Linked DNA regions of Homo sapiens: region 2 is linked to region 1. A link is an interaction called in ENCODE POLR2A ChIA-PET data of the cell type or tissue named here. Cell type or tissue: A673. All regions are shown on one strand. Each heading gives the region's core, and the rest is flanking DNA. Links, peaks and the distances in the headings are about the cores only. Region 1 has its middle 33 kb from the start of CHRNA1. Region 2 holds the start of LOC124907907 (a long non-coding RNA gene).

What was found. ChIA-PET counts read pairs that join two places held together with the same protein. Peaks named below come from ENCODE experiments on the same cell type or tissue, not always from the same donor. Only the 100,000 strongest peaks of a DNase experiment are listed, where the experiment ranks them.
Region 2: POLR2A ChIA-PET joins it to region 1 with 10 read pairs; 2 of 35 experiments call an interaction of 5 or more read pairs at or near these places.

What each region holds. Positions count from the first base shown.
Region 1 is chr2:174,728,877-174,734,256 of GRCh38, forward strand. No RefSeq gene overlaps it. Among named protein-coding and RNA genes, the nearest start is that of CHRNA1, 33 kb to the right of the region's middle. RefSeq lists an enhancer at 947-1,686 and a silencer at 1,285-1,579. In A673, for the core only: no CTCF peak of the experiment used is centred there; no DNase peak of the experiment used is centred there; H3K4me3 peaks cover 709 bases; H3K27me3 peaks cover 4,281 bases.
Region 2 is chr2:174,640,590-174,645,969 of GRCh38, forward strand. LOC124907907 (a long non-coding RNA gene) reads left to right here and starts at 1,688. Exons shown (of 2, transcript XR_007087310.1): 1 at 1,688-5,380. It also overlaps a transcript of WIPF1 not described here. In A673, for the core only: no CTCF peak of the experiment used is centred there; no DNase peak of the experiment used is centred there.

The DNA.
Region 1 (5,380 bases), core at 220-5,219:
CTGCCTCCTGCCTCATTATCCAAGGTGCCACAACCTATTTTACAGATTTCCTTGTTTATTTCCTCTCTGCCCTCTAATGCCATTTAAAAAATTTTATCATTTCTACTTCAGTTTATTATCTATTATGTAAAATAAAATATTTCCTGATTTTGATTTATCGTTATATCCCAAGGACCAAGAATGGCGCCGGGTACGGAGAACACTCAGCATCCTTCCATTTGTGGAAGGAATAAATATTTGTGTATCTATGTAGATCTGTTTTCCCACTTGCTTTGTGATCTGTGTATTTAAAGAGGGGGCAGCTTCTTCACAAGGCATTCTTTCTGGAAACAGAAATGCAATTCTTCTTAAGGAAAAGTGGATCATTAAGATTTCTGAACTAGTTTTGCAACTATATAGAGAAATGTTGGAGTAAAAGTTAATTCCAATGTTAAAATTCTATTCTGTAATTATCATAAAAACATAGACTTTTAAGAGCGTTATTTCTGGATCACACAGTTCCACCAGCACTCTCCCTAGTAGACAGCCTCAGAGGGGCTCAGAGCAGTCGGTGATATGCCGGGGACACCCGAGTCCCAGCCAGGAAGTGCCCAGGGAGGAATGAACCAGACCTATGGGAAGGAACAAGTGAGTCCTGCCAATGCAACCCCTGTCCTCCCTTTAAAAAAAAATGACAATTAAGCTTAATGAAGGTATTTGCAATTGAACCATGGATCTAAAAAGGTAAAAGTGGGGGAAAGTTAAGAGTTTCTAATTATAAGCATCATCTTCCTGAAACTCTCACTTTTACCCTTAATTCAGAAAAGACACGTGGCTCTTAACCTCCTATGTACTTGTGTTGCAGGTGGTGTCTTTGGTGGCTGTTCACCCTTCCACAGTAAACATGCTTGGGAAGCAACTTTGCCAAAAGCCTTCGGACAGTCCAGCGTCAACACCGCAAGCCAAGTGGTAAGGCCCGCGGGGACAGAACCGTCGGACCCTGGTGGCGAATCTGGGATGGATGAATTCGTTGCTGTTGCGGCGGGCGGTGTTGGCAGGAGCGCTAGATTTGCTCGGGTTGGAGTGTGAGATGTTCCCTTCCGCCGAAGGAGCCCATGCAGACAGGGCTAGATGTACCTTCTGCAGCTTCTGCAGCGACTTGAGGCGCGTCGCTGCTAGAGGGTCCTGGTGCCCTCGGCGTGCGTGAGGTGCTGTGTGTCCCTCCCCACCCCCCGTACAATCCTCCCCGTAACTGGGCAGTGGAATCGGTGGGCACTGGAAGGACCCGACGCAGGTGATGGGATGCAGCGCTTCCAGGTGGTGACCCCGGCTGGACGTGCGTGGGTGCGAACTGCCACCCGGGCTGGGGCCAGCTTGCTGCGCCGCTGCCTCCGCAAGCCCTCCCAGCCCGGAGCTGAGTCTGACGAGGATTTCTTACGCGTTCAAGCGAGTGTGGAGCGGCGAGGCAGTGCACTTGCCCCATAGCTCCCGCGCTGGGAAACCCGGAGGGGAGGGGCTGTGGAGGGCGGGAGCCCCGGGCAGTAGGTCTGTGCTTCTTCCTTGGTCCCATTACACGGGAAGGGCAAGGTGACGCCACTCAGCCACGCAGGCCTCGCATTGGTGCCTTCCCTTCCCTAGCCAGGACGCGGCTATTAAACGCTGCTTTTAGCCGATTGTATTTCCTGTCTTTGAATCCGTTTTCTTTCTCCTCTCTGGTTGGTTGGTTCTAGCTCTAAGCCCATCAAAGACTTTAAGGATCCTACACAGAGTGCTGCAGGCTCCCTTTGTCAGAATTGGGGCCCCTAGGAGCTGAGTGCGGCAGGTTTCGCCTGTTCCTGGAGCTCGTAGTCAGGGTCGCTAGTGCACTGCCACTCTGAGGACTGGACGGAGTTCCAGACCTGCCTCCGGGGACCTCCTGCGTGAGGGCGGAGGCCCTTTCATGACCGTGAGATGCTCCGGGCCTTCCTGGTCAGCATGAGCTGCAGCCTCCACGCTGGGGCCTCCTGCCAAGTCCCGGGCTTTGGTGACTTAAGTGCCTTTTGCAGTCTCACCACCCAGGGAAAATTTATAGCGGTGTGGATTGAATTTTTGTTTTAAGTCTGATTGTGTTCTTTAATCTTGCTAAGGGAATCGCTAAGGGTAGCCATTAAATTATTTTGTGTCGTTTAATTTGATTTTCCCATAGGTACCCAATAGGACAGCTTAGGATGAGAGCACTCTTTAAAAACAAACAACTGGCTGGGCGCGGTGGCTCACGCCTGTAGTCCCAGCACTTTGGGAGGCCAAGGCGGGTGGATCGCCCGAGATCAGGAGTTCCAGACCAGCCTGGAACAACATATAGTGAAACCCCGTCTCTACTAAAAAATACAAAAATTAGCTGGGCTTGGTGGCGCATGCCTGTAGTCCCAGCTACTTGGGACACTGAGGCAGGAGAATCGCTTGAACCCGGGAGGTGGAGGTTGCAGTAAGCCAAGATAGTGCCACTCTACTCCAGCCTGGGCAACAGAGCGAGATTCCGTCTCTCAAAAAAAAAAAAAAAAAAAAAAAAAACAACAACAACAATAAAACCCTTTTAGATACAAAAGTCCAAATTTTTAGAAGTATACCTATTTCAATTGTGACTCAAAACCAACAAGCCTTTTCATGGCTTAAAACCAAGAAGCCTTTTATCACTTAACCATGGGCTCAAGAAGTGCCTCCAAGAGAGGGTGCAAAAGCACACTGTCCGCCTTGGCATCCAAATTGCTCCGAATATCCTAAGAACGGCCAGACCTTTTTAAAAACAAGGCAATGAAGTTGAGACAATTAAGACAAACTCCCCTAAGAGCTGGCACAGTGGGACAAAGAGATACTTTGGTTCTGGACTCCTAGCCAGTTGGCTAGCCGCCTGAAGCAAGCCTGACAACGTGCGACTTCTGCTGGCAAAGACCACAGAGAATATCCTCACTGGTTCCCGAGCTAAGCTCTCAAGACATAAAACAAGATGAAGGCCAAATCTTATGATTTTCCTCCTTATGACAAACTACACAAAAGACAGAGACAAGGAAAACAAGGACCATTCCTGGGAGGCTGTGATCTATAACCAATGGGTACTCAGAACCAAATTCACAAGAGTCACAATTTGAAAAATTAATTCTTATAAATGTTTTCTCCTACCAATCTGAATTGGAAAGGAAAAGACGACGAACAATGTTTACCTCCCTTTCTCGAATGGCCACTACAGACAGAGATCTAAGAGCTGACTGGGTGAGATTTCCTACTTTCTACCATCTTTTGTCAGTCTTCCCAGTCCCATCTCCAAGCTGCAGAGCTAGTGGGCATCCCTGCCTTTTAGGGTCCCTCCCTTGTCACCAGAAACTGTAGGGGAGGCAGAACTGCACCTCCATCCCCTTGGGGTCCTGGCTGGACTCAAGAATTAAATTGATATAAGATAGATCAACAGAAGAAAAACATACAAATTCACTTAATACAAGTTTTATGTGGCACAGGAGCCCTCATACGGAAATGAAATCCCAAAGAAGCCGTTAGAATCTGTTACTTATGTACTGAATTGGACAAAGCATAGTAAGTTGTGAAAATGAGGAAAGACAAAGGGACTTGGGCGAGGGAGCTAATTGGGTAGACATGTGTTCGGGAAGATGGTATAACAAGGTTTGTTTGTAAAGAATTTCTCCAGCCTCAGTTTTCCGTCCTTGATGATAGGAAGGTTGCGTCTGGCAGCAGAATCTTTGTCTGGGGGGAGCTGCTGTGCAAACCACCCCCTACCGAATTTCTCCTCTCCCGCTTTCTTATTGCAGGTAGTACTCCGTTCACGCCCAGCTGTCCTGTAGAATGGCAGCCTAAATGTGAACAAAAGCTATACCCCCTTCCTTTGATGCCTTTAGTCCAACTAAAAGAGGCTACAAGTTTCCAAATGAACTTTGCATTACAAACATGAAGATGTGAAAGTGAACAGAGGGAAGATGAGGGCAGGCCAACCCCAAGGGCCAAGGCTGCTGCTTATCTTCTCCTGAAGCCCCTTCCTCTCCTGACCTCTATGGAGAAGCCCCCCTAAAGTTCCTTTCTCTACCCCCAGGGCTAGGTTACAGCCACCTCCTAGGTAGACAGTGGGAGACTACAGAACCACAGGCCCCTCCAAATACCCTTGGCCTTGACAGGACTGCGACTGCCTGCCCACTGTCACTCCACCTGAAGTCGGGGATCACCCCCGTCTTCCCTCTGGGTTCCATGCCCTGCCCTGTTCCCGTTCTTGCCGCATCAGCACTGTTCCTTAGTTGACAAAAACCTCCCTATGCTTCTGGACACCTCCTGCCCCCAGTTAAGCCAGGATAAGCTCTGCCCAACTCTGGCCTGAAGTGTCTCTCCCCATCCTGCAGCCTCTCGTGAAAATGTCTATTACTCCCCAGACCGCACTCAGCACAAGCACGAACCTTCCCGTTTATTCCCACAAGTGCTGTGCCTGCTGGTGGAAGCATTTCTCTCCCTTTCTCAGACAGTTTAGGGCAGAACCATCCTTGCACAATCTCCTTCTAGTCTCCATTTTGGTTGTATCTTACAAAATCATAGCTCAGCTTCTTTTTTATTTAACATTAAAGCGGAAGAGTAAGTCTGGTGTCACTTTACACATCCTCGGGGCAGGGAGAGTTGTTGGGTCCCCTTCTGTCACTAGGAGCATGGAATCCCCAGAAAGGTGACCTGCTATCAAACCTGGACAAAATTACCTTGAGGAAAAAGATAAAATAGACTTAATTTTCCAGACAGATAAGGATAAAAATTTTTCCAACTGGCAACAAGATTACCAATGAACCCTTCTCTCAGAAACTATGTAAGGAAGACAAATTAGAGAAACAAATTTGCTACTCGTCTGTCCAAATATATGTTGCACTCTGTACAAACCTCACCATGGAAGAAATCAAGTGTGTGAAAGCCTGCAGCGCCAGCCAATCTGAGACAGGAGGGCCCTGGGGCCTGGACATATCTCAGCTCTAATTTTTAAAGAAAACATGTAGGTTTTTTTTTTTCTGATCAATAAGCTCTGGAAGTTTTTTCTGATATAACTTTTCCCCCTTTAACAGTTTTATTGAGATATAATTCACGTACCATACATTTTAAAATATACAACTCAATGGTTTTTAGCATCCATCACAAAATCAACTTCAGAACATTTTCACCCCCACCCTTCACATTTCTGTATCCTTTAGCTATCACCAACAACATTCCCAAGCCTAGATAACCAATAGTCTCCTTGCCACTTTGATATATTTGCCTATTCTGGACATCCTACATAAAGGGAATTACACAATATGTGGCCTTTCGTGTCTGCCTTTTTTCACTTAGGATAATATTTTCAGAGTTCAGCCATGTTGTAGCATGGATCAACACTTCATTCGTTTTCATGGCT
Region 2 (5,380 bases), core at 115-5,114, 88 kb before region 1:
TTTTTATGTATGTATGTATGTATTTATTTATTATTATTATACTTTAAGTTCTAGAGTACATGTGCACAATGTGCAGGTTTGTTACATATGTATACACGTGCCGTGTTGGTGTGCTGCACCCATTAACTCGTCATTTACATAAGGTATATCTCCTAATGCTATCCCTCCCCGCTTTAATTTTAATTCTTTAATTTAAAGAATTTAAATTTAAAGAATTAATATTGTTAAAATGGCCAACCTACCCAAAGCAATCTACAGATTTAATGCAATCCCTATCAAAATACCAATGACATTCTTCACAGAAACAGAAACAAATCCTGAAATTCATATGAAACCATAAAAGATCCAAAAGAGCAAAAGCAATCCTGAGCAAAAAGAACAAAGCTGAAGGCATATCTGACTTCAAAATATACTGCAAAACTATAGTGACCAAAACTGCATGTACTAGAATAAAAACAGACACATAGACCAATAGAACAGAATAGAGCCCAGAAATAAATTTATGCACTTACACTCAACTCCCATTCAACAAAAGTGCCAAGAACACATACTGGGTAAGAGACATTCTCTTCAATAAATGGTGCTGGGAACATTGGATATCCATGTGCAGAAGGATGAGGGAAGGTGTTAAATTCTTTTCTGGGTTTACTGACTCCTTTTGTGTTTACTCCATTACTTTTCCAAGACCTCATGAGTCCATTATCATGCCTGGGCAACCTAATATTGATGCTGAGGGGTTGCAAGAATGGAGTTTCAGTCTGGCTGATGAGGAGCAAATGTGCTGACTGGTCAGCAGGCAGATCCAAAGGTCTCCTTGCTTCTGCTTTCCTACTGAGACAGATAAATAAGTGCACAGTGGCAGGACTGACCAGGAGTCCCCTCTCTGTGGCCAGGATTTTCTCTCCAGCTAATGAACCGCTGTTATTTTGGGAGCATGATGTTTTATAGATCTTTTTTCTTTTAATGGACAGAGACTAATTCAACCATTTCCCACTGGCATATCTTACAAATGGTCACAGACAAAATGCCCAACCTTTTCATCCAGGTAGGCAGAACTTGGCTACTCTAAATACTATTTACTGTCCCACTCCTGTATAAAGTGTACCAAAATACTGATAGTGCCTTACTCATCTCACCAGTACCCAGGAGGGACTGGAAGAGATGCTGCACTGACTTTTTTCAGCAACCATTTACCAAGCCTGTGCCACATGCTTTGACATTGAGCTGAGTGCTTTATATACATATTTTCATTTAATTCTCATTATAATCCTGTGAGGTAGGTACTGTGATCTCCACTTTACAGACAGAGTAATTAAGATTTACGTGGTTAACTAACCTCTCCAGAGTCTCTTGATAAGTCTGAAGCCAATATACAGGTTCAGTTCTATCGGTGCAGAGACTCAGAGCCTAACTGCTACTCTTTGCTATAGAGAGATTTACCATACCAACCATACCAGATTTACCATACCATACCAAGATAGAATACCAACTCTATATTCATAAATGACCACTTTATTGAATAGTCCTATTCTTTATTTTCTGCACATGCCTTTCACTTCAACCAAACCTAAGCTGCAAGGAGGGCAAGGACAATGTTTAACATTCCCTTATCTCAGCTTTCCATTCTCACTGCAGCAGCTCTCCTAGGGACCCTGCATTCTTGCTTTCCTGTCAATTCTAATTTTCTTTTATTTTTATGTTATTTTAAATTCTAATTTTCTTCTGCTTTATCTTCATTACTTCCTTCCTCCACCTTTTTTTTTTTTTTTTTTTTTGAGACAGAGTCTCACTCTGTCGCCCAGGCTGGAGTGCAGTGGCGCAATCACGGCTCACTGCAAGCTCCGCCTCCCAGGTTCATGCCATTCTCCTGCCTCAGCCTCCCGAGTAGCTGGAACTACAGGCACCCACCACCACGCCCGGCTAATTTTTTTGTATTTTTAGTAGAGAAGGGGTTTCACTGTGTTAGCCAGGATAGTCTCCATCTCTTGAGCTCGTGATCCACCTGCCTCGGCCTCCCAAAGTGCTGGGATTACAGGCATGAGCCGCCGCGCCCGGCCTTTTTTGTTGTTGTTGTTGTTGAGACTGGGTCTCCCTCTGTCGCCCAGGCTGGAGTGCAGAGACATGATCATAGCTTGCGGAAACCTTGAACTCCTGCCCTCAAATGATCCTCCTACCTCAGCCTCCCAAAGCAGTGGGATTATAGGTGTGAGCCACTGCACCTGGCACCTCCTCCACGTTTCTTATTTCCTTTTCCCCACTTTGTTTTGCTTTATTTTATTAGCTTCTTAAGTCACAATCTTATTTTTTCCAGTCCTTTTAAATAAAAGCCTTAACTTATTTAAGTGTATTTTTAGTCCTATTCCACACATTTTGATGCATTATATTCTCATTGTTAACTTTTAAATAGTCCATAGTTTTAGTACTGGTTTTCTTGACCCAAGGATTATTTAGAAGGATCATACCTTAATTTCTAAGTGCTTAGATGGAGGTGGGGGAAGGAACCATCTTGTGTTAATTTTCAATGCTACTATACTATTATATGTGGCCAATACATGTCTAGTTTTTGTTAATTGGACATCTTCTTTGTGGTTGAGTATTTAATCAATTTTTGTAAATGCTCCATGATCTTTTAAAAAAATTGTGTGTATGTCCTATTTGTTGGGTTAAGTCAATAATGATAATGGAAAAATGCTATTCAAATATTCTGTTCCTATTTATTTTTGTCTACTTGATGAAATATTGAAAGCATTTTGTTAGCCTCCCACTATCACGATGAAAAACTTCATTTGTATTTTAAATTTTTAAATTTTATTTATATGTATTTTGTGTGTGTGTGTGTGTGAGACAGAGTCTCACTCCATTACCTAAGGTGGAGTGCAGTGGTGCAATCTCAGCTCACTGCAACCTCCGCCTCCTGGGTCCAGGAGATTCTCGAGCCTCAGCCTCCCAAGTAGCTGGAATTACAGGCACGCAACACCAAGCTGGCTAATTTTTGTATTTTTAGTAGAGCCGGGTTTTGCATGTTGGCTATGCTGGTCTCCAACTTCTGACCTCAAGTGGTCTGCCCACCTTGGCCTCCCAAAGTTCTGGGATTACAGGCGTGAGCCACCATGCCTGGCCTGTATTATTTTATTTGTATTTTTAACAGATTTTTCAGTGCTAGGATACTCAGTGCATAAAGGTTCATTATTGTTAAATCCTCTTGTTGGATTTGTATTTCTTATTCTATGTCTCATTTAGTATTTTTTTTACATTCAATCCTACATTTTTAAATATTAATATTACTGTCCTGATTTTTGTTAGTTAGCATTCACTAACCTATCCCCTTTTCATCCTTTCTGTGTTATTTTGCTATACATATGACTCCTAAAGATGGTATATAGCTAGATTATCTTTTTAAACAATGAGAGTCACTGATTTTATTAGAAGAATTTAACCTAGTCACATTTATTTTTGTTTAACTTATTCCTGCAATTTTATCATGTGTTCAGTTATATTATTTTCTTCCTGTCTTTCCCCTCTTTTCTAGACTTTTTCTGACTGATCATGCTCTTAATTAGTATAGTACCCTCCACCCCAGCTGTGTATGTGTTTTAATATGTAATGGTTTAGAAATCCTACTTAATACTTTTTTCAAGAGATCAAATACATGTGACCTTTCTTCATAAACATCAGAGAACTACATAGTAGGACTCTATTAATTGGTAAAGTCATTCTGTTGTTTTGAGAAATGTAGTGGTAGGTTCATGTTAATAAGAATAATTGTATAAGAGGTTGTAATATTACACAGGCATCAGAAATCTTTCTAAAAGGGTATGCTGCCAGGTATCCATATTCACTCCCCCACCCCCCTCCCTATATGGAGGACAAGCTACAGCTTTCACAAATAATGTGGGTAAGTGTGGGGTAGAGGCAGCAAGGAACCCACTGGCTATGACATAACCAAAAACATCCTGGGGACTGCTTCTACAAATTTTGGACTCTTGAGACATGCAGGCAATCTGGAGATCTACAGAGGTATCTGTAGAAGGGAGGCTCTCAGGGTGGGTTTCCTACTACCTCATTTCCAGTCACTAAAAGCCATCATAACTGAGGAATCTGTTCTAGATTAGGTGATGTCACGAAAAATGTAAACATAATTGCTAAAGAGTTGAGGAGCTCAATTGAGAAAATAATGTTGCTAGACCTGCTGAATGGCTAGAATTCTGAGTTTCCTAATGTCTAATTCAGGAGGCACAGTAGTAAACAAGAATTCACAATCTTTTTTTCTTCTCTTTTAAAAAATGAAGTACTTTTCAATTTTTAAAGCTTTGATATCACTGGAGGGATATGGCGGAAATTCTGGCCATAAAATACAAATATTGTTGTGTGGTTTTTTATGTGTTTGAATGAAAGTTAACACTAAAATTCCTTATTTGATTTTTCATAGAGAAGCCTAGAGTAGAGGGGAAGGAATAGGGATAAAGGTATAGCAAGTAAACCTGTCAGTCACTCGATTTACTGAAATGAAACCTTGGTTTGGACCACGAGAAAGTGTGGTAAAATACCTTAAAAGAGTGTTTCTGTTTTAATATTACATGTTTAAAAAAATCAATTTAGCTTAAACAACCCTTTGAGTTAAATATTATATGTAATTATTCTTATATTACCAATGAGGAGATTAAGGTTCCAAGAATTGAAGAGATTTGTTCAAATAAGTAAATAAGTGATAAAATTGGAATTTGAACCCGTTTCTGACTATAAGTCAAGTGTCATTTCCAGTACACACCATAACTGCCTTCTTGTTGTTCTGTCTCTGAGAGAAATTTAAACCCATGCACACCACATGAGTTGTGCAGCAGGTAACTGTGGCAAGATATGGTCTGTGCTTTACAATGTACGTCAAATGGTCCAGCCAGACCCCAGGGCAATTGTTTCTAAAATGACCCTGAGGGATTTTTGGAGTATTATGTCATGCAAAGCCTCTCCTCATTAACAATCCTGCAAAAGCCAGCAAATGCTGTTTCTGACCCTTGGAACAGCTAAAGGAAGTTGAAAGGTCAAGAAAGTTCTCTTGCTGGTAGACTATACACTGGTACCTTGTTGATACCATTGTGATGTGATCTAAGCCAAAATTCTCAAGCCCTTTGACCAGCTGTCTTCAAAGCTAGAGCCCTACCTAGTGGGGTTATTCTTCTTCGGCATAACACAGGGCCTGATGCCAACAACCAAACTGGCGCTTTCCAACGTTGTGCAACTGAATTCCAAATAATTAGGCCCTATATTCATCTTTGTTGTTGACCAAAACATTGAAAGAAAATGGCAAATTTCCTTGTTCATAAAATGACTGGCTAGGGACACATAGGAAAGCCTTGCCATTCATCCAGGGTGAGTTTTAAGA